Linked DNA regions of Homo sapiens: region 2 is linked to region 1. Evidence: chromatin loops called from intact Hi-C (ENCODE). Cell type or tissue: HCT116. All regions are shown on one strand. Each heading gives the region's core, and the rest is flanking DNA. Links, peaks and the distances in the headings are about the cores only. Region 1 overlaps SLC6A11 (solute carrier family 6 member 11). Region 2 overlaps HRH1 (histamine receptor H1).

Region 1 (11,002 bases), core at 2,315-7,314:
TGTGCTTCCAGGAAAGTCCAAGAATCAGTCCATGACCAGGGGCACCCTATTTTACAGAGGAAGAAACAGGCCCCACCAGGAGAAGAGACTTTTCCAGGATCACACAGGATGAATGCAGTAAAAATAACCAGCATAAGATGTCTCATAAGCTGTTCCCACTCATAGTTTCCATTCAAACGGGCGCAAACCCCGAGCAGGCTATGGGGTGGTGGGAACACTGGCTTCTGCCTCACACGGAGCTTGGGTCAAATCCTGACATCACCATTCCCTCTTTGCGAGACGCGAGGCAAGTCACATTACCTCCGTTAACCTCAGGGTCCTCATCTGCAAAATGGGCACAAAATATGTGCTGAAAAGATGGTTGTGGGGTTTGCGTGGATGACGTGCCCAAGGCAAGTGTCAGATGCCCAGTGCAGCGAAGTCTAATTATTAAAGCTCCATCCCGCCCCTACCAAGGGTGGCCTCAAGTGCAGCCAGAGGCATGAATGGCATCTGTGAGTTTGTGTGTGTGTCTGCATGTGTGTGCATATGTGTGTCCAAGTGTGTGTGTGATGGGGTGTTTTGAAGAGCCACTTCCCCTGGCCACCGACCCGTCACAGTGTCTAAATGCCCACCATGAAAGCCACATTCCTCCACATGCTATTTTATTCCATACCCTTCTGAGCCCAGAAGGATTTTACAGAGGACGAAGTAGAGATCTGAGAGAGGGAAGGTCATCTGCCCAAAGGAAGAATGAGGACCCTAGCTCATGTGTGCTGCACCACTCGCCCGGTCTTCTGGTCTGGTGGCCCCTGGGTGACAGCAGGAGCCGTGGTGGGGGAGCAGGAGCATGTACTCCGCACACGGGGAGGGGGCTGGGCAAGGCGCCCGCCACAATCAAGGCGCAATCAGCGCTAATCAGCGTGTTCTTGAAATAGACCCAACTGGATGGGGGAAGCGAGCAGCCGCCTGGGTTTGTATAGCGGCAATCAGAGGGAGGCAATTTTAGATTCGAGGGAACAACAGCTCTTTGTCCATGCGCCCAGGGACTCTGCCGAGCTCTGCGGAGCCCACTGCGGCTTGGAGATAAAAACACCCCATCAGGCCTGCAGCTGCCCTGGCCCAGGAAGTGGGGCGTGGGAGCAATGGGTCCAGCTGCCTCCAGGGTGAAGTCCAAACTCTCTAGCATGGTGGCTGAGTACCTACTGTGTGCTGGGTGCATGTACACCTGCTTCTTTTGTGAGACGGGGGCTCTGTTTTGCAGGGGAGGAGATGGAGGCTCAGAGAGGAAGAGGTTTGCCCAAGGTCACTCAGCTGAGCTGGGATGGGAATCCAGTCTGTCTGGCTCCAAAGCTGTGTCCATTCCTTTCATGGGGGCCCATCAGGCCCTGGGAGGCACTGTTTTAGGTTAACGTAAGCCAACACCCTAATGGAACTCCCAGGTCTTGCAAAAATCTTGAGGCTCAGAGATTATTGGTTCCAATTTGCAGATGAGCAAAGGGAGGCTCAGAGAGGTGAAGAGACTTGCTCAAGGTCACCCAGATGGTGTAAGAGATAGAGCCATGATTCAGATCCACACCTTTGAGATGCCAGAGACCACGCTGAGCTATGAACTTCTTCAAAGGCCCAGCCTTTGCCGACCCTGGGGCCTCCTTCCTCTCCCTGCTGAACGATGCCTGGTTGTCATGCAGCTGGCCCTGGTGGTGGACATGGTGGGTTTTTGGTGAGCCAGCATCATCCCCCATCTGTTGGCCCCCTGATTTCCTTTTGGGGTGGTAACTCTCAGGCAGAAGGGAAGTTCCCTGACAGTGGTGGGCTCTGGCTCAGGTCTGCCATGAGTGCTAACAGGCATGAACCGCCCCACCACAGGGGTTGAGGGGAAGGCACGTTGGCGGAGAAGGCAGGGAAAGCTGGCCAGGAGGAGGCAACAGCAGTCCAGGGGATGATGGGAGGTCAAAGCAGTGGCTGGGGTGGAGGGAGTGAGTGGACTTGAGAGGTTTAAAGGAGGAAGAGCCAATGAGACTCACCGGTGGATTGAATGCGGGGAATGAGGAGGTTTTCTCGCTTGACAAGTTGGCCCCAAACCTCAGTCATCCTCAACTCCTCTCTCTGTCAATCCACCAGGAAACCCTGCTGGTTTACCTTCAAAATATACCCAGAATCAGATCCCGAATCCCCTTCTCTCTGGTACAGCCACCATCATCTCTTTCCTGGAGGACAACAGCCTCCTCCCTGGTCTCCATGCTTCCACCCAAGCCCCTGCCAGCAGCCCGAGGGGCCTTATTAAAACAGGAATCAGAGCAGGTCCCTTTCCTGCTGAGAACCCTCACTCATCCTCATTGCACATCTGCACTGGCCTCGGGGCTCTCTGTGATCTGCCCACCACTTCTCTGGCCTCCCCTTCCACCAGTGCCCTTTGCTCACTTTGCATCAGCAACCCTGGCCTCCTAGCTGCCTGGGAACACTGCAGATAAGCGCCCACCCAAGGGCCTTTGCACACACCGATCTCTGTGCCTGGATGCTCCTCTTGGGACAGCCACCGCCGCCCTCCTTCACCTTCCCCATGAGGCCTTCCCTGACCAGCCTGTTTAAAATTCCAACCTCCCCATTCTGACCCTTCCTATACCTCTTCCCTACCTTATTTTTAGCCAGATAATTTATCATCTTCTGTCACACTGCATAATTTTACTTTCCAAAATGTCCGTGTTCTTGTCTCCTCTGGCGAGAGTGCGAGCTCCCCGAGGGCAGGGCCATAGATGATGCTCCATCAATATTTGCCGAATAAAGGAAGTGGTTGGACAGCGGTGTCACTTACTGAGATAGGAAGGAATAGGCTGGGCGGGGGTAAGGATTGGAGGAGGTGAATTCAGTTGGGAAAATTGGGTTTGAGATGCTGAATGGATGTTCAAGAGGAGAGATCCAGAAGGCAGTCAGATATGTAAGTTCATATCTCAGTTTTCTCATCTGTAACCTGGGCTGATAATCCCAGCTCCCTCAACAGGGGAGTGTGGGGAGGGAGGTCTGATGAGTTAATAGAGGTGGCAGCACTTAGTTCATAGTCAGCCCTCACCAAGCATGGCTTCCTGGCTTGTTTGCTCCCTTCTTCCTTCAACAACCATGACGAGCTCCCAGAGACAAGCGGCAAGCTCAAGGCCCCTGGAATGCTGGCCCATAAATGTTACGGGGAGCTCTGTGGCCCGGAGGAGGGGTCCTGCTGCATCTGCCTCTTCCTTGGCTTCCCAGGGGAGGCTGGAGACAGGACTGAAGGCAGCTTACGTGGTGACGCCTCCTCTCCCCTCCCATCTCCCTCTGGCCACATCTTCCAGCCACAGGAGAATCATTGTTTCTTTCTCTGGAGCCTTCATTTATAACCAACCTCTTGATGGCAAGGAAAGGATTTTTAAAAATAGCTTTATTGATTCTGGTTTTTGGAATATAAAAGCAATAGATGTTCTTTGTTAAAAAAAAATTAGATGGTACAGAAAAAATAAAAGAAAAAGGAGAAAATAAAAATCAGCCCAAACCTTATCATTCAGAGATAATCACAATCGACATTTCCGTGTTCTGCCTCTCGTCTTTGTTCCGTGCAGGCACTCAGACATTTTTGTGTTTAAACGGGTTGGGGCAAGACTCCAGGATAGATGGAGCAAGATAGGGGCTTGGGGCATGGCCGGGAAGATGCCAAGTAGGGTGTGGCACAAGGGGCCTGTGTCATTGTAGGTACACAGAGCAAAACCCGCAGCCTGTCCCATGTGCCCGGTCACCTCTCCCACCTCACCACTATTTACACATTCACCCAATCCCACCCCCTGAAAGCTGCTGCAGAAATGCTTTCAATAATCACCTTTCCTGATCATGTGGGGCTTTATAAAACAAATGCCATATAGCCATGTTCTCATTTCATCCTCAGAATAACCAAAAAGAAAGTTCCTGTGATTAGTGCCACTTTACAGATGAGGAAACCGAGACTTGGAGAGGCAGCATGTCTTTTTTGAAGGCACACAGCGAATTCAGAGCTAGGGTGCAGGTCTCCTGACACCGGCTGGGGCCCTTCTGACCATGGACCCGAGGAAGGAGGCTCACTGGGAGAGCCATGTTCTCCCTGTGTGCCGGACGCTTGACACACACCATCATCTCATCTCATCCTCTCGGCACCCCTGAGTGGCTTATTCTGTCCACTTGTACAGAAGAGGACGTTGAAGTCAGAGAGGCAAAGTCACTTGCCCAAGGTCACACAGCAAAGGAGTGAGAGAGTTAAGAACCCTCACTTCTGGCTGTTAGGGTAGTGCTGCAAACGTGAGCTAGGGATGGGGCAGGGTGAGAAGGATGAATTGTGCGCGTTTGACAAGGGCAGCCTTTCTGTCCCCCATCTGGGCACCCAGAGTGAGACCTCTGGATCCTCTAGTCTCAACTGTGGGGTCCCAGCTCTAGTCCTGACCTCACTGGCCTGAGCCAGGACCACAGGGAGGGGGCTTGGGTTTAGCAGCAGCGCCACCTGGTGGCTGACTTGCTGCTAACAGAGCCTGGATCTGCCAGCCACAGGCCCCTCTGAGCCCAGGACTGGGATGGAGGGGTGGGGGTGGGGGAGAGTGGATAAGGGCAGGAAGGCTCAGGGCTCATTCTTCCCTGCTAGAGACCTGGGCCAAGCCAATAGTTGCCTGGTATAGAGGGAAAAAGCCAAGAATTCTGGGTTTGATCCACCTGGCTTTGAATTCCGGCACAGCCTGTGTGATGTTGGGCAAGTTCCTCCTTTTAGCTCTCCGAGCCTGTGTGCACATCTGTAAAATGAGAACAAATCACAGTTCCAGTGGTTGGTTTGAGGATTATGGAAAACACCCACCTCATCCGAGGTGCATGGTAGGTGCTCAATAAATAACACTTGCCTTCACTCTACACGGTCCTCTGCCCCTCTCTCCATCATCTGACCAGGGGCTCCCAGAGCTCAGGCCCAGATTCCTCTGTTAGGTTTCCCCTAAATCCTTTGCCTTTGGTGGGGGGCTGAGTTCCTGGCTCAGCCTGGGCTACAAGAGCCTCCTCACTTCAGGAATGGTTGGCTTTGAAAAGAACGGCAGAGAAAATTCCCAGGAGAATAAGAAAAGCCAAGTGTTGGCTAGACCCAGATGGGGGATCTGGCACACCCAGGTTGGGAATCTCAAGAAAACTCAGGCCTGTACAAGCCTAGGAAGATCAAGGTCAAAAAGTCCTTGTCCCATCATGTACCTGCCGGCCGCCTATCGTGGTCTGCGGAGTTCTGGCCTGGCTTTTCCATCTATGGCAGCTGGGCATCCGGCCCCTTTATTCGTGTTGGCTCCAGCTCCCCCATCTCTGCGCCCCGCTGTAAGAGCATTTCTGAGCTACCCTCCTCCCCTTTCCTCAAGGCTACATCCTGCATATTGCTCCCCCAGGCAGGGCCCCCCAAGGTGACCCCAAGTACTCCCTAGGACTCTGGATGACTAAAATACCCCCCAGTCATGACCAAGAGCCCTGATATTTTTTATAACTCTTGATGGCTCTCAGCACCTCTTAATGCTCCCCAATGAGCCTCCTTTTTTTTTTCAGTAGCCGTTATGACTCTCATATACTCCTGTCACTCCCAGTCTCTCGTAACTCCCAAATGGCTCCACATAATTCTACTGGGTCTCCAGGCCCTCTCCCCTTGCAACATCTCTTTCAGGTCTCTGGGGGTTCCCAGGTACTTCCAATGCCTCTCACTGGCTTTAACATCCCCTTGTCTTTATCAGTGAACTCTCATGGCCTTCTATCGTTTTCTGGGAAATTGTGAAGGTTTCCAGAGGTCCCTAGTGTCACCAAAGGCATTCCAAGGCCCCTGAAGACCCTCAGACCTTCCCCACATGGCCTCCACCACCATCCATAGCTTCTCTATGGCCTTGAGTAACCTCTCAATGCTGATGGCTGTGGTGACACTCAGTGGCTCCCAACAGTGCTGTGATGGTCAATTTCATGTGTCACCTTGACTGAGCTAAGGAATGTGCAGATAGCTGGTACACATTGTTCCTCGCGTCTCTGTGAGGGTGTTTCCGGAAGAAATTAGCAGTTGAATCAGTAGACCTAGTAAACAAGACCTGCCCTCACCAAGGCAGACAGGCGTCATCCAATCCTTTGAGGACCCAAGTACAACAAAAAGGTGAAGGGAAAATTTTTCTCTGCTTGAACTGGGACATCCATCTTCTCCTGCCATTGCACGTCAGTGCTCTTGGCTCTCAAACCTTTGGGTTTGGACTGGAACTACACTGTTGACTTTCCCGGGTCTCCATGTTGCTGATAGTAAATCATGGGACTTCTCAGCCTCCATAATTGCATGAGCCAATGCTTTATAATAAGTCTCTTTCTATATATTTTTATCCAATGTTTAGAGAAGTTTCTCTAGAGAAGCCTGACTACTACAGGTGGTCGGTGGAAAGTGCATGGGCCTTGGCGCCAGACACACCTGGGCTGTTACCCCGGCTCTACCACTTTCCAGCTCTGTGACCTTGGGTAGCTGAATCTACCTCTCTGAGCCTGTTTCCTCATTCCTGGTAGAATGTGAACACCATGCCAACTTACAAGGCAGTTGAGGGCAAGGTAATGCATAGGAAAGTGTCTGGTATGGTCTCCAGCACTGAGTAGGTCTTCAATGCCTATGTATTCCTTTTCCCATGGCTCCCCACTCTGGGGCAAGCTGGGCACTTGTTCATCCAAGCTCCTGTCCTGTGGGGGGACCAGCATCAGATGCCATTCCATGATAAGCATGGTGTTACCTGATCTTGCTCTGCCAGAGAGATTGGTGAAGATACATGAGGGGTTATAGAAAGTAGACTGGGGTGAAACCCTGTCTCTACAAAAAAAAAAAACAAAACTGGGCAGGGTGGCACACACCTGTTGTCCCAGCTACTCAGGAGGCTGAGGTGGGAGGATCACCTGAGCCCAGAAAGTGGAGGCTGCAGTGAATGGGGAGTACCCTGGTTCCCTGCTCTCCCAAAGCCTCTGTCATCACTCGGGATGTTCCCTCATCTCAAATGTCCTTCTCTGCCTAAGTCTTCCCATCCCCCAAGGTGCAACTCAAGTCCCACATCCTTGGTTAAGTGGCTGGGCACATGGGCCTTATTTAGATCCAGCAAACCTGGATCCAAACCCAGCTCCTCCACTTGCCAGGAGGTGTAATTTGTATCTCTTAGAGCACATTATTTACAGTTCTGAACTCTAGTTTTCTCCTATGAAAAATGGGATTAATGACAATTACCTCTTAGATTTGTTGTGAGGCTCTGATGAGGTAATGCAGGCACGACCCTGGAACGCAGCAGGTGCTCCATAAACAGTTCTTATTCCTGCCTGCAGTACTTCCCCAGCACTCAGTCCATGGCACATCCTGCCATATGGTTTCCTGTGAAGTGGCTCTGACACTTGAGCCACGCTGGATGCTCAGAGAGTGCTGCATGTGTTACTCTTTCCAGTATCCCTCACAAAGTGGGCATTATTTAAAAATGAGAGAGAAGTGGCCAGAGTTGGCAACAAAGGCTGACTTTTCTCCCTAATGGGTAATGAGGGGCCCAAGCTCATTTGCTTTTTAACGGCTTGAGATGGTGCAGGGGACTGATTATGAGATGGGAATACAGAGTTCTAGGGGAATCTTGGGCAAATCACATTCCCTCTCTGGGTCTCATTTCTTTGCCATTCTACCAGTGGCTAACCGAGGCCCAAGGAGTGGGCAGACTTGCTCACTGCCACACTGAAGAACTCTAACTGGCTGGAAGACGGCTAGGAACAGGAGGTCAGAATCAGAACAGCATCTCCCTGTGAACTTACTCCTGTCCAGAAGCGTATGGACACCTCTCCTCCTAAGAGTAGGAACACTCCAGGGAAGGGGCTGTTAGTCCTGAGTCCACACAAAGAATATGGTGGCTGCTCAGTAAAGGGCTGCTGAATGCATGAAAGAACTCAATTTTCCAAAGTTGGCCACTTTCAGCAGAATATGCCTGCTCTTTGGTGCCTGATCCCCTCCCCCATGGGAAATGCTGTTAGGCCTGAGGTAGCCTTGACTTCACTGCCAAAGCTCCTTTCCCCTTCTCTGGTTATTGGCAGTGTCTAGTAGAGGCAGCCTGCAGTGTCCCACTTGGCCAGCAGGGGTCACTAGCACACACTGCAGCCTGGAGGGGTCTAGTGCGTCAATTAATTCCTCATGCTATTAATTCTATAGGCTCAAGAGTCTGCAAATGAAGTTTCCTGGGAATGAGTGAAACTCATATTTCTGTGACTCAGCCTCCTCTTGCATATGACAGCTGCTTAATGCAAGACACTTTCAGACATGAGGAGGGAAGATGGCAGGGAACAGGTGACTGCAGCAATCCCTGTGGCTCTGTGAGGGTAGGAATTACTCAGGGACCCTGGCTGTGGATCACAGAGACTTTCTGAATTCCAGAAGTCTGTGGGATGCTTTCCTACGAGCAGATATTACCACCTCAGAGAGGATCAAAGGCCAAGACAGGGTCAGGTAGACTTGAGATCAGGGATTTCAAGCAAAAAGTTGACCAGACAGGAATGAGTAGACACTGCATAAGATGATCTTACTGTCATGAGCTGGCAGGACAAAACATGCCTGTGGTCTAGAGTAGCCATTTAGAAATATCAGACACAAATTTAGAGGCTTTAGTCTAAGTTCTAGGCAATACTACAAACACTTTTTGAGCTTAGGCATTATTTATTCAGGATAATAACTAGTGTGAATTCAGAACCTTACCATTCACACACAGAGCTCACGGGATCTTCATGATCCCGTGATGCCTGCATTACCTCATCAGAGTTAGACCCTGTATTTGAAACAGGAGCTATTATCCCCATTTTGGAGATGAGAAAACTGAGGCTGGCAAGGGCAGATCCTGGAGCCTAACTCAGGGCTGCATACTCCAAATCCTCATCTCTCTGTGCTCTGCCTTGCCTGCCTCAAACATGAGTGTCTGCCTACTAGGACACAAGCATAAGTTTTGTGGCAGCTATTTTCACCACTGTGAGGGGGCTGTTGCTTTATTTAGGCCTCATAGCACGAGAAACAATAAGGCATTGTGGTCAGGAGACAGGGCTTTTGGGTCAGACACACCTGAGTTCTCTTTCTGGTCCTGATGTTTACTAGCTGTGTTACCGTGGGCAAATTGCTTGACTTTTCTGTGCCGCAAAATCCCCTATCTGTAAGGAGGACGGAGAAGAGGCGGCTGGGGACAGAGAAGGGCCTTAGAAGAAAACCAGGCCCCACTGTGGCTCCTTCTCATGGGAGGCTGGAGGAAGGTCTTAGAACATAGATCCTGGCTGGGGTGGCTGCAAGAATAGATGGCTATCTGTAAAACAGGGGAAGTAATAAAGAAATAAAGCAATACATAAATAAAGTGGAGAAGTACCTACTTTACAGAGTTGTTGTAAGGATTAAAAAGACAACTTCTGTAAAGCATCTAGCACATACTAGGCAAATGGTAAATACATGAACCTAAAGAAGTCTGGGCTCCTAAAACACCACTGCTTTTGTTTCTAATTTGTAGTGCTGAGTTGAGACTGCAGCTTCCACACAGGGACCCAAGATGGTTTTGCAGGCATATCATGGAGGGAATAAAACCAGGACAAAAAACCCAACGAATACCACCTTGCTAGGAATAGCCACACTGATTGTTCATTTCTTTAATTTTTAAAAATGAGTAAGCAGACAATCTTGCACCCTTTGAATGCCCAATAAAAATGTTCATTATGCAAAACAGTACAACCTTTTTCATTTTTTAATAATACTGTAAATATCTCAGAAAGGATGTATTGTTTCTAATGAATATCAAAAAAGTCATCACAATGACATGTTCCCCTGCCCCCACATTGCCCTCCCCACCCCCAAAGTTACCCAAATACTAGTAGGAAATTACAAAAAACAAAAAGCAACAATCCACCCTCCGCCCTGCCCCATGAGTAGTGTTAAGTGAGTCAAGCGTTAGCCACATTACGACGTGTGTGTGTGTCGGCGATGGCGGACCACAGGGATCTGTGGAGAACCGGTAGCAGCAGCAATGGGAAGCCTCCTTGCCTGGGGCCTGCTGGGAAGACAGCAGCCGAGGATAAACACAAGCAGGGCCCCAGCCTGGCCCTTCCTGGGTCCGCAGAACCAGACAGCTCAGGGAGACGAGAGTGGGATGGTGGCTTGCCCATAAGAAGCTGGGCAGGCCTGAACTGTGTGCACAGAGGGGGCCCAGGCTAGGCTTCCCGTCCTGCCCAGTGGGGCACTGGGCATCCCTCTTAGTAGACACAGGCTTCAGATCAGGGCTGGCCAGAGCAGAGATGCTGGGGGTTTGCAGACTTTTGGGTGAATCAAAAACAGAGGACCCTTACAGGAAACTCAGGCCTTGGTTTGGAGAAAGCCCACGTTTCCACCAAATAATATTGGGAACCTAAGGAAAAAGGAAAAAAGAGTGTGCCTTCCCCACCCTCATATAGCTCAGAAACCAAGGCAGAGGCTTGATATGAAGTCCAATTAAAGAAGAAGAGCGGTATCAGCCAGAGAGGTCTGCAGCCAGGCTGGCTGGGGAACAGCACCAGACTCCAGGCCCCACGGAGAGAGGAGCCAGCAGGATGCCCAGGTCTTCCCTCTAGTGAGAGCTGAGACTTCTGTCTGCCAAAGATGGGAGGGAAGGTGGCCGGGAACAGGTGACTGCACCTGTAGCCTTGCGCCTGGCCACTGAGGCAGGTAGAATGGCTCCTGAACCAGGGGCAAGGATGGGAGAGAACTGAGAGGGAGGATGGTGGTAGGTGGAGGTTAGGGGACAGGAGGAGGGAGAAGAGGTGGCCTGGGACAGAGAAGGGCCTTAGGAGGAAACCAGGCCCCCTGTGGCTGCTTCTCATGGAAGGCCGGAGGAAGGTCCTAAGACATAGACCCTGGCTGAGATGGCTGCAAGAATAGATGGCTGCTTCCCCACCCAGAAAATCAGTCCCCACAGCAACTCCAGCCAGCCCTGCCAAGGGTGGAGAGGCAGAGCCGGCGCTAAGAGCAGCTGACCAGGAA
Region 2 (11,002 bases), core at 2,564-7,563, 260 kb before region 1:
TGTATTTTGATGCCTTGCACATAACAGGCACTCAACTGATAGTTGCTGAATGAATCAATCAATGATAAATGAATGAATGTTACAATGTTCTGAGGGCCCTGGAGTCATGTCTAACTGCATGATGCTCTACTTATTGGATCCAGTGGTCTTTGCGGACTAAGCAGATACACAAAAAATAACAACAGCTGCTTTTTTTTTTTTTTTCTTTTGAGACAGGATCTTGCTCTGTTGCATAGGCTGGAGTGCAGTGGCACAATCTTGGTTCACTGCAACCTCTGCCTCCCGAGCTCAAGCAATCCTCCCACCTTGGCCTCCCCGGTAGCTGGGACTGTGAATGCGCACCACCACACCTGACTAATTTTTGTATTTTTTGGTAGAGATGGGGTTTCACCGCATTGCCCAGGCTGGCCTCAAACACCTGGGCTCAAATGATCCGCCTGCCTTGGGCTCCCAGAGTGCTGGGATTACGGGTGTGAGCCTCCGCACCCAGCCAATAGCTGTTTTATTTAGTGCTTACTATGTACTGGGTGTACACACCATCTCATTTTATCCTCAGAGTAGTTTTGCAAGGTCGGGATTATTAACCCCATTTATTTATTTATTTTTTTGAGACAGGGTCTCGTTTTGTCACCCAGGCTGGATACACTGGCACGTTCAATAGTTCACGGCAGCCTCGACCTCCCGGGCTCAAGCAACTCTCCCATCTCAGCATCCCGAGTAGCTGAGACCACAGGTACTCACCACCATGCCCAGCTAATTTTTGTATCTTTTTTGGTAGAGACAGGGTTTCACCATGTTGCCCAGGTTGCTCTGAACTCCTGGGCTCAAGTGATCTGCCTGCCTCAGCCTGCCAAAGTGCTGGGATTACAGGCATGAGCCACTGCATGTGGCCCTATTAACTCCACATAAGAGATATAAAAACCAATGACAAAGTCACCCAGCCAGTAAGGGAAGAGGCGGAATTCAAACTTAAGTCATTTAATGCCAAGGTCTTCACTGTGTCTCACGACAACTGCATTTGATGCGATCTAACTTGTGTTGACACTGGGATAGGATCCAGAGACAAGCAAGACAAGGTCCCTAATGCCAGAAGTTCAGGGTCTATCTCGGCAGCACAGCAGAATAAGGATGAGCAAGCAATTAGAATTCACCTCCACATCCGAGCCTCATCCTGTACTAGCTGAGCCTCAGCTCCCTCCTCTGTAAAATAGAGTACTAATTCACCAAAATAATGGAGCCATAAGTCATCAGTCCTCTGCTATGTGAGGACACAGCAAGAAGGCAGCCACCTGCAAGCGAGAAGAGGCCCTACACCAGAGCCTGGCCATGGTGGCACCCTGATCTCAGACTTCCAGCCACCAGACCTGTGAGAAATCAATGTTTGCTGTTAAGGCTGCCTAGTCCATGACATTTTGTTATATATAGCAGCCTGAACTAAAACAGTAGTGATTCTGGAAGTCAGGTCTACTAGCCAAACACTGTGAACCACCGATACATTTAATTCCATTACACAGATCCAAAGTAGTTTTATTATCAAACTAAAGGTACAAAGAAAAGAGTCAAGAATCTCTAGGCAATTAAAAATTAGCATCACAATCTAGGTGCGGTGGCTCATGCCCATAATCCCAGTATTTAGGATTCCCAGTACTGGGGAGGCTGAGGCGGGAGGATCACTTGAGGCCAGGAGTTCAAGATCAGCCTGGGCAATAGAGCAAGAACCTACCTCTACAAAAAATATAAAAACTAGTCAGGCATCGTGGCATAAGCCTGTAGTCCCCACTACTTGGGAGGCTAAGGTGGGAGGATTGCTTGAGCCCAGTTATTTGAGACTGCAGTGAGCTATAATCATACTACTGCACTCCAGCCTGGACAGCAGAGCAAGACTCTTAAAAAAATTACCATCACAAATCAATTATGTTCAAATCTCTCTGTTAATAAGTATTTCTTGATTGGGCTGTTTAGATTTTAGCATCTACGTGGGCAATACAAGGCAGTTGAGGGTGAAGGAAACTGGCATCTCATGGCTGGGGTGATGCAAATTATTACTCTCTGTGGGCAGTTTTGTAGCTTTTACTCAAAATCTTTAAAATGTACATATTCTTTGGCTCTGCAGTTCTACTTCTGAGAATCTTTCATCCCACAGGGTACAAAAAGATGTTCACCATAGTGTTATTTTTATTACTGGAAAGTGGGACACAATATAAACAGCAGTCATTACGGGACTGGTCCCATGTTAGCACACAAGAACACCGGGATGGTATACAGCGATTAATAATCATGTGGCTTTCTCTGCTGACATGGGAAAGTGTCCATAATAGTTTGTCAAATTAAGAAGATGACAAAACGGTACATAATCATATTTCTGTAACATCGTATGTATGGGTGTGTATGCTTGCAGAAAAGTCTACAAAAATATTCCCTGGATTGTTCACAGTGGCTTTATCTTGGTAGAAGGATTTCAAGTGATATTTTTTCAAACTTTTGATTTAACAGATAGTATTGTGTTAGGAAGCTAAGCAAAAAAACCCTCAAAAAACAAAAAACTAGAGTGGCCAGGAGTGGTGGCTCATGCCTGTAATTCCAGCACTTTGGGAGGCCAAGGCGGGTAGATCGCTTGAGCTCAGAAGTTGGAGACCAGCCTGGCCAACATGGCGAAACTGTCTCTACAAAAAAATACAAAAATTAGCTGGGCGCAGTGGTACATGTCTGGAATTTCAGCTACTTGGGAGGCTGAGTCATGAGAATCACTTGAACCTGGGAGGCAGAGGTCACAGTGAGCCAAGATTGCACCACTGCACTCCAGCCTGGGTGACAGAGTGAGAGCCTGTCTCAAAAAAAAAAAAAAAAAGAAAAAACTGGAGTCAATCTAAAATTGCTTTAAAGAAAAGTGTTGAGGAAATAATAGAACAGGCAGGAAAGAGATGTGAGAAAATGGCAAAGGGGAGTGTGAAAGTTTGGCAAACACAGTTTTAAATTCTTCATCCTGCTCTTGCGTGGAAAGACTGTCTGCTCTTGCTTCTAAGTGATAAACATCTTAGTGGGAAAACCTCTTCCTTTTATTTACCCATTGACCCAGTTTTGGTGGTCAATGACGCCCGCCCTTCCTGACAGATGTTGGGGCATGGGCCAGACAGGCCCGCTGGGTACACAAGGATGCCCGCTCTTCTCCCTTGATCCTGCAGTGGCTCCCTAGGGCCTCCAAGTAGGGGGAGTAGTTCTGTTGATGGAGGGGTCACTATGTACAAAGACTGAGCTGAAATTTCTTGCACACCTTCTCAGAATCACCCTAGGAGGGAAGCTTTTTGAATGACCCCATTTTATTGAAAAAGAAACTAAGGCTCACAGAGGTCAAGGGTCTTGTCCAAGATCACACAGCAAGTAAGCGAAGGACCTCACGCTCCAGTTCAGGTCGGCCTCTTTCTTTTGTTTTTTTGAGACAGAGTCTCGCTCTGTCGCCCAGGCTGGAGTGCAGTGGCATGATCTCGGCTCACTGCAAGCTCCGCCTCCCAGGTTCACGCCATTCTCCTGCCTCAGCCTCCTGAGCAGCTAGGACTACAGGCGCCGCCACCACACCCGGCTAATTTTTTGTATTTTTTTTTTAAGTAGAGACGGGGTTTCACCGTGTTAGCCAGGATCGTCTGGATCTCCTGACCTCGTGATCCACCCGCCTTGGCCTCCCAAAGTGCTAGGATTACAGGCGTGGGACACCGTGCCCAGCCCAGGTCAGCCTGTTTCTAGGACCCATCACTCTGAACCTCTAGTAAGTTCTGCCTGAGCCTGGCCTTCAGGGCTGAGCATGACCTGGCTTCTGTCTACCTTTCCCGCCTTCCCCTCCCACTGCTGCCCCCTGCCCACCATCAACCCTCAGACCCCAAACTTCAATATACCCCAGTATCTCACACCTCCATGCCACTGCACCTGCTGTGCCCTCCCTGAAGCCCATTCCACTGCAAACCTCCAGAGACTTCCATCCGTCCTTCAACTCTCAGACCGAGTGTGCCCTTCTCTGTAATCCCTCCTTCCTTGACTCCACCCCGATAAGACAAAAGCCCTCCTCAGACCTCCCCACACTCCTCCTCCAGCTTCCCCCTCCTCAGCTCTCCCACCCTATTCCGTCATTGACTTTCCCTTGTCTGTCCCTTTCCACAGGTCCTTGTGCCCTTCGAGGGTGCAGACGGTGGTCTCTGCATCTCCTTTGCTCCACGTGCCAGGCACAGGTGCCTGGGAACTACAGAAGAGGTTGAATAGAAGGCTTAACAATGAGTTTGGAAGTCAGGCACAGAGGGTTTGACTTCCGGGGGCACCCCTTGCCAGCTGTATGACCCTGGCAAGTCACTCTTCCTTTCTGCGCCTTGGTCCCTGCATCTATAAATTGCTGTAAGGATGAAATTACATAATTATAGGTAAAGCACCTGGCACAGTGAACAGTCCACAAATCTTAGCTATAATAACAATGACGTCAGTTAAGTAACTCACTTAGAAACAACACTGGCCACTGAAGTGGAGGGCCAGTGAAGTGGAGTCAAGTGCTGGGAGGAAGTCCAGGCCAGCAGGCCAACTTTGGTATACAAAGATGTGAAAACACGCTTGGCGTGGTGGCTCACGCCTGTAATCCCAGCACTTCGGAAGGCCGAAGCAGGCAGATCACCTGAGGTCAGGAGTTCCAGACCAGCCTGGCCAAGATGGCGAAACTCTGTCTCTACTAAAAATATAAAAATTAGCCAGGCGTGTTGGCGTGTGCCTGTAGTCCCGGCTACTCCTCGGGAGGCTGAGGCAGGAGAATCACTTGAACCTGGGAGGCAGAAGTTGCAGTGGGCCGAGATTGCACCATTGCACTCCAGCCTGGGTGACAGAGCAAGACCCTGTCTCAAAACAAAAAAACAAAGATGTGAAAACAGCCAACCACCAGGTGGCAATCCATGCAAGAGCCCAGCTGCCGGGTGTGCCCCAGCTTCAAGCCAGACAGACCTCAGACATCCAGGGCCTGGGGAAGGTCCAGCCCCAAATGGCAGCCATCTGATAGCAGCAAAAGAAAACCTGTGGGCCAGGCGCGGTGGCTCACGCCTGTAATCTCAGCACTTTGGGAGGCCGCGGCGGGCGGATCACGAGGTCAGGAGTTCAAGACCAGCTTGGCCAATATGGTGAAACCCCATCTCTACTAAAAATACAAAAATTAACTGGGTGTGGTGGCGCATGCCTGTAGTCCCAGCTACTCAAGAGGCTGAGGCAGAAGAATCACTTGAATCTGGGAGGCGGAGGTTACAGTGAGCCGAGATAGTGCCGCTGCACTCCAGCCTGGGCAACAGAACGAGACTGTCTCAAAAAAAAAAAAAAAGAAAACCTGTGAACCTGGGGGCTGGGGAACAGAGCTCTTGCCCATGCGAAACATGGGGTGCTGGGAGAGCTCATGAAAATGTACATCATTCATGTGCCATGCGCTTGCTGAGTACTTCCCATGCATAATTCAATTTCAGCCTCATGGCAGCCTTTCTCAGTTGATGTTGTTATCCCAGTTCAGAGAGGAGTAAACTGAGGCCCAGAGAAGTTAAAAAACTTGCCCAAGGACATACAGCTAGTGAGTGGTGGAGCTGGGATTTGAACCCAGGCAGTCTGTTTCCAGAGAACTGCTTCAGGCCCTCCTGCCCCTATCAAGAGGCCAGGGCAGGGCAGAGCCTACAGGTGGGACTCCAGGGGTCCAGAGCTGGATGATCTACACACAGGGGATCACATGATGCAAGCAGTTTCCGTACAATGCGTTCTATTTAGGGTGGGTTGTCCTTCTCCAGAAGGAAGAATTTCTCCCTGGAGACTGGCCAGATGCAGCCTGGTGGGTGGCAGTGCATACATTCCCATCTCCTCAGACCTACCTACCAAGAACAGCCGCGCTGATGAGAGTCCTGTGTCACTGGCGAAATTGCTTCCAAATTGCCTTCTTCATTAACTGTGCAAATTTGCATCTTAATTAGGCTTAATGGAATACAATTACCAGACCCCACGTTTCTCTCTCTGATTTCAAGCAAGGATGCCACAGAGACAGGCCAGAAGCCAAAAACGTGGGGCTGGAGGGAGCCTGGTTGGGCTCTCCCTGCAGGAAACCTCGCATCTGGGAAAGGAGGGGCCAGGCGCTACCCAGCGGGGACTGCACCTGGTACATCCAGGCTCCTGAACTGAGGAGACCATGGGATTTGGAATCAAGCTTTGGGAAGCCTGCCTCTGCCTCTGACCAGTGGAGGACTGACCCTTTCTGAGCCTCTGTTTTCTCATTTGTAAATTGGAGATGGTGATAACATTTACTATGGGGTAGCTGCAGGGATCAAAGGTGATCGCGTGTGTGTTAGCACCTGGTAAAGCACCTAACACGTAGTTTGTTCTCTTTCTCCATGCCCTCCCTTTTTGAGGCCTACAAGGTTGTGCAGAGCTGATCCCGGCCTTCCCCTTCGGTGATTCAGTGAGCGTCAGCTTATTTCATCCTCCCTTCCATGCTCTGGCCATACACACTTCTGAGTCCTGGGAAGGCTCTAAGCTCCTTCCTGTCTTGTGAGCTTTTCAAGTGCTATTCCCTCTGCTTGGAACACCTGACCCCTGGTTAGTACCTACTCATCCTTCCAATCTCAGCTCAAACAGCACTGTCTCCAGGAAGCCTTCCCTAGCCCCAGAATAAACTCTCCTAACATCATTTATCTATGGGATTATTTAATATGTGTCCCTCTCTCTCCCACAGACAGTAAGCTCCATGAGTGCAGAGAACACTTCTATTGTGTTCTCTGTTGCATCTCCAGCTCCTGGTTCAGGGCTTATCACATAGTAGGTCCCATTCATGTCTGTTTAATGGATGGATATGAACATCCCACTGAGCCTCAGCGAATGTCAAGTGGGAGCCATAATCTCATCCTTATGGTGCTGTGAAATCATTAAATGATTTTTGGCACACAGTAGGTGTTTGACGAATGAGATACCTATTCTCCCATTCCTTTCAATTAAGGAAAAGTTAGAAGCAGGCATATAGGTAGCTTAAAGGACAGCATGTTCATGGATAGGAACCCCCAATATTGTCTAGATGTCAGTTTTTACCAACTTGATTTATAGATTTAATGCAACCCCAATCAAAATTCCAGCAAGTTATTTTGTGGATATAAGCAAACTGATTATGAAGTTTATATGGAGAGCAAAAGACCCAGAATAACCAACACAATATTGAGGGAGAAGAGCAAAGTTGGCAGACTGACACTACCCAACTTTAAGACTTACTATAAAGCTACAGTAATTAATATGGTATTGGTGAAACAATAAACAGAGTAATGGAACAGAATCCAGAATCCAGAGATAAATCGACATAAATACAGTCAAGTTGTTTTTGACAAAAGGGCAAAGTCAATACAATGGAGAAAAATTCTTTTCAGCAAATGGTGCTGGAACAACTGGACATCCACATGCAAAAAAGTACATCTAGATACAGACCTTACACCCTTCAGACAAAGTAACTCAAAATGGACCATAAGCCTAAGCATAAAACCAAAATTATAAAACTCCTAGAAGATAACACAGGAGAAAACCTGGATGACCTTGGGTTGGCAATGACTTTTTAGATACAATACCAAAGGCATGCTCCTTGAAAGAAATAATTAATTGAGAAGCCAGAAGGCAAAATGGTACAGCCATTTTGGAAGACAGTTTGGCCGTTTCTCACAAAACTAAATATACTCTTACCATACCATGCAGCAATTATACTCCTTGGTGTTTACCCAAGACTTGAAAACTTGTGTCTACACAAAAATCTGCACGAGTGTTTAAAGCAGCTTTATTTTTATTTATAATTGCCAAAGCTTGGAGGCAAGTAAGATGTCCTTTGGTAAGTGAATGGGTAAACTATGGTTCATCCAGATAATGAGATACTATTCAATGTTAAAAATAAATAAGCTATCAAGCCATGGGGAGAGATGGAGGAAACTGACATGCATACTATTAAGTGAAAGAAGCCCATCTGAAAACGCTACGTACTATATGGTTCCAACTGTATGACGTCCTGGAAAAGGCAAAACTTTGGAAACAGTAAAAAGATCAATGGTTAGCAGGATTTGGGCAGGGGAAGGGATGAATAGGCAGATCACAGATGATTTTTAGGAGAGTAAAAAATGCACGGTATTAGAATGATGGATACATATTATCCATTTGTCCAAACCCACAGAAAGTGCAACATCAAGAGGGAGCCCTCATGGAAACTGTGGCTCTGGGTGACAATGATGTGTCATGTAGGCTCATCCGTGGTAACAAATGCACCACTCTGTGGGGATGTTGACAGTGCAGGGGACTGTGCATATGTGAGGACAGAGGGTACATGTAAATCTCTATATCTTCAGCAGAATTTTGCTGTGACCCTAAGACTGCTTGAAGAAAAATAAAGTCTTCGTTAAAACAAAACAAAACATCTTGGCTAGGGGATGGAGGAGGGTGGGGGCCAGGAGGTCAATACCACATAGGGTCAGGATGCTAAAAGCTGGAAGAAGTCTTAGAAATCATCTAGTTAAAGTGGCTCCCAAACAAAGGTTCCCTTTATTTTTAATTAATTATTTATTTATTTATTTATTTATTTATTTATTGAGATGGAGTCTTGCTCTGTCACCCAGGCTGGAGTGCAGTGGTGTGATCTTGGCTCACTGCAACCTCTGCCTCTTGGGTTCAAGTGATTCTCCTGCCTCAGCCTCCCGAGTAGCTGGGATTACAAGGCGCTCACCACCACACCGGGCCAATTTTTGTATTTTTAGTAGAGACAGGGTTTCGCCATGTTGGCCAGGCTGGTCATGAACTCCTGACCTCACATGATCTGCCCCCCTTGGCCTCCCAAAGTGTTGGGATTACAGGCGTGAGCTACAGCGGCCAGCCTCAAAGTTTCCTTTTAATCTTTCCTTTTATTAGAAATTAGAAATAATTTTATCTACCGCAAAACTCAACCGTATGTATTAAGGAAGAATCCATTTTCCCCACCTCTGAATTACCCCAAGACCTCCAGCTCTTCAGTCCTGGTGCCTGCCCCGGTGAGGGGGGAGTATGTGGAGACAGCCAGCCCAGGCAATTTGGCAAAACAAGAGACTGCCCAACACTGCCACAGGCCTGGGCGGCAGACAAATGATTTCCTTTAACTTCTCGGAAAAGTTAACAATAGCCTGGACTTCACAGAGAGGGGCAAGGTCCCCGCTTTTATTTTTCCCAGCTGGACATGCTTCCTGTGAGCAACTCAGCAGGCACTTGGCAAGGCCCAGACAGGCTAGCTTTCTTCCTGGGCATGTCCCCCTTGAGGGTGTGGCAACAGCCCTGGTGACACCTGGAATTTTCAGACAGCCCTTCTCCGACTAGTCTAAGGATATGCTGTTTTTTCAGCCTGTTTCTTGGAACCCCATGTTTAACCTCAGGTCCTTATGAACCTCTGCAGAGGTTTCCCTCACTCTGATCCCCACTGTTAGGCACACACCCCAAAGCATCCAGGACACAGTGACTTCCTCTTAGCTCCTCTCCCTCATGTCTTTCTCTGCCCCTCCCACTGCCCTCTACCGTCCCCCAAGTCTAGTCTCTCTGCTTTGCTCTGGTTGCACCATTACTCACCATCCCATAATACCCCGTGCCCTTTCAGACTTTGGAGCTTGTGCACATGCTGTCCCCTTTGCCTATGAAAGGGCTTCCTCCATCTGAGCACCTGGCAAACTTCCATACAAGCAGGGCAAGTCAAATCCTTCTCCTGCACATCAGAGGCTTGCCTCTGTCAGCCCCTCTCTGGCCGTAGGGCAATTGGTTTATGTGCACTCTGCTTCCCCTTCTAGACTGAGGGGATCCTCTGAGAAAGATGGCATGTTTCCTCTGTTTGAGCTCCAGTTTGGACAGGGCCAGTAAGCAGCAGCGGGCCTCTGGATACCTTTCTCTAGCGAATCCACTGATAGATCCCCGAAAACTGCACACAGCATTTTGAGGGCAGGGGCATCTTTCTGAGGAGAGGCCCTCAAAGGGATCTATTCCCCCTTAAAAAACAAAGAATTCTACTCTAGACCCTCAGCATCTTAATGGAAGGGGATATGTCTAATCTTTTCCTCTATTTCACAGCTCTGCACATAGTAGGCCATTACTATAAAATGATATTAAGTCATGGAGTTTTTTTGAGCTGGTGATCTAGTCCAGCCTTCCCATTTCCCAGATGAAGGAGCTGAGCCCCAGAGCAGGGAAATGCCTTACTCATTTGTAAGCCAAATGGAATGATCAGGGGAAATGACTTTCTGCGTAAGGGTTAGGTAATGGTCATATATTAATATTAATTTCCTCACCCTTCCATGTATTCCCTAATCAGTTTTCAAGTTTCTACTCTGTGCGAGGTATAAGTGTGGGGATGCAGAAATGAACAGCACATAGTTCCTGCTCTTGGAGAGCTCACAAGCTGCAGGAAGAGATGAATGCCTGGATCATGGAGAAGCTAGACAGAGGAGGGAGGAATGATTTCCTGGCCTGGCCTCTAGGAAGCTTTGTGGAGAAGTGGCATCCAAGCTGTGCACAAAGGATGTCCCAGGCTCTTCAACGGCAGAGCTGAGCCCATGTCCCTGCTGTATTCTCCAAACAGTCACAGACCATATGGTCTCTCTATGGCATAGAGTAGTCATTAGGATGATCTAGGCTGTGAGTAACAGAAAACCCCAACTCACTTGGCTTATGTAATAAGGAAATGTATACTCCCTCTAATGAGAAGTCCCAAGTTAGGGCAGCTCCAGGGCTGGTTAGTTTCACACCTTAAAGACATCATCAGGGACTCCTATCCTTTCCATCTTTGGTTCTGCCATTCTCTGCATCTGTCAGTCGTGTCCTCAAACCAGATTGCCTCCTGGTTGCAAGATGGCTGCCACAGCCCCGGAGGTCACACCCAGACACAACAATATCCAAGGATCTTTCTCTCTGCATCTCTTTCTTAAGATCAAGGAGAATTTTTCTAGAGGCACCTGGACCCCAGCCTCACCAACCTCCCACATGT

The links. Peaks named below come from ENCODE experiments on the same cell type or tissue, not always from the same donor. Only the 100,000 strongest peaks of a DNase experiment are listed, where the experiment ranks them.
Region 2: a loop joins it to region 1, with 4 times the contacts of the local background. A loop is called at or near these places in 12 of 110 quality-filtered maps.

Annotation. Positions count from the first base shown.
Region 1 is chr3:10,939,337-10,950,338 of GRCh38, reverse strand. It overlaps SLC6A11 (solute carrier family 6 member 11), which reads right to left. Exons shown (of 14, transcript NM_014229.3): 14 at 9,625-11,002. Among named protein-coding and RNA genes, the nearest start is that of SLC6A1, 48 kb to the left of the region's middle. In HCT116, for the core only: CTCF peaks have their summits at 4,278 and 4,478 (motif pointing left); a DNase peak (open chromatin) is centred at 4,458.
Region 2 is chr3:11,200,000-11,211,001 of GRCh38, reverse strand. All of the region lies in intron 1 of HRH1 (histamine receptor H1), which reads right to left. The region is part of intron 2 of LOC102723663 (a long non-coding RNA gene); the gene reads left to right. Among named protein-coding and RNA genes, the nearest start is that of HRH1, 51 kb to the right of the region's middle. In HCT116, for the core only: a CTCF peak has its summit at 4,917 (motif pointing right); no DNase peak of the experiment used is centred there.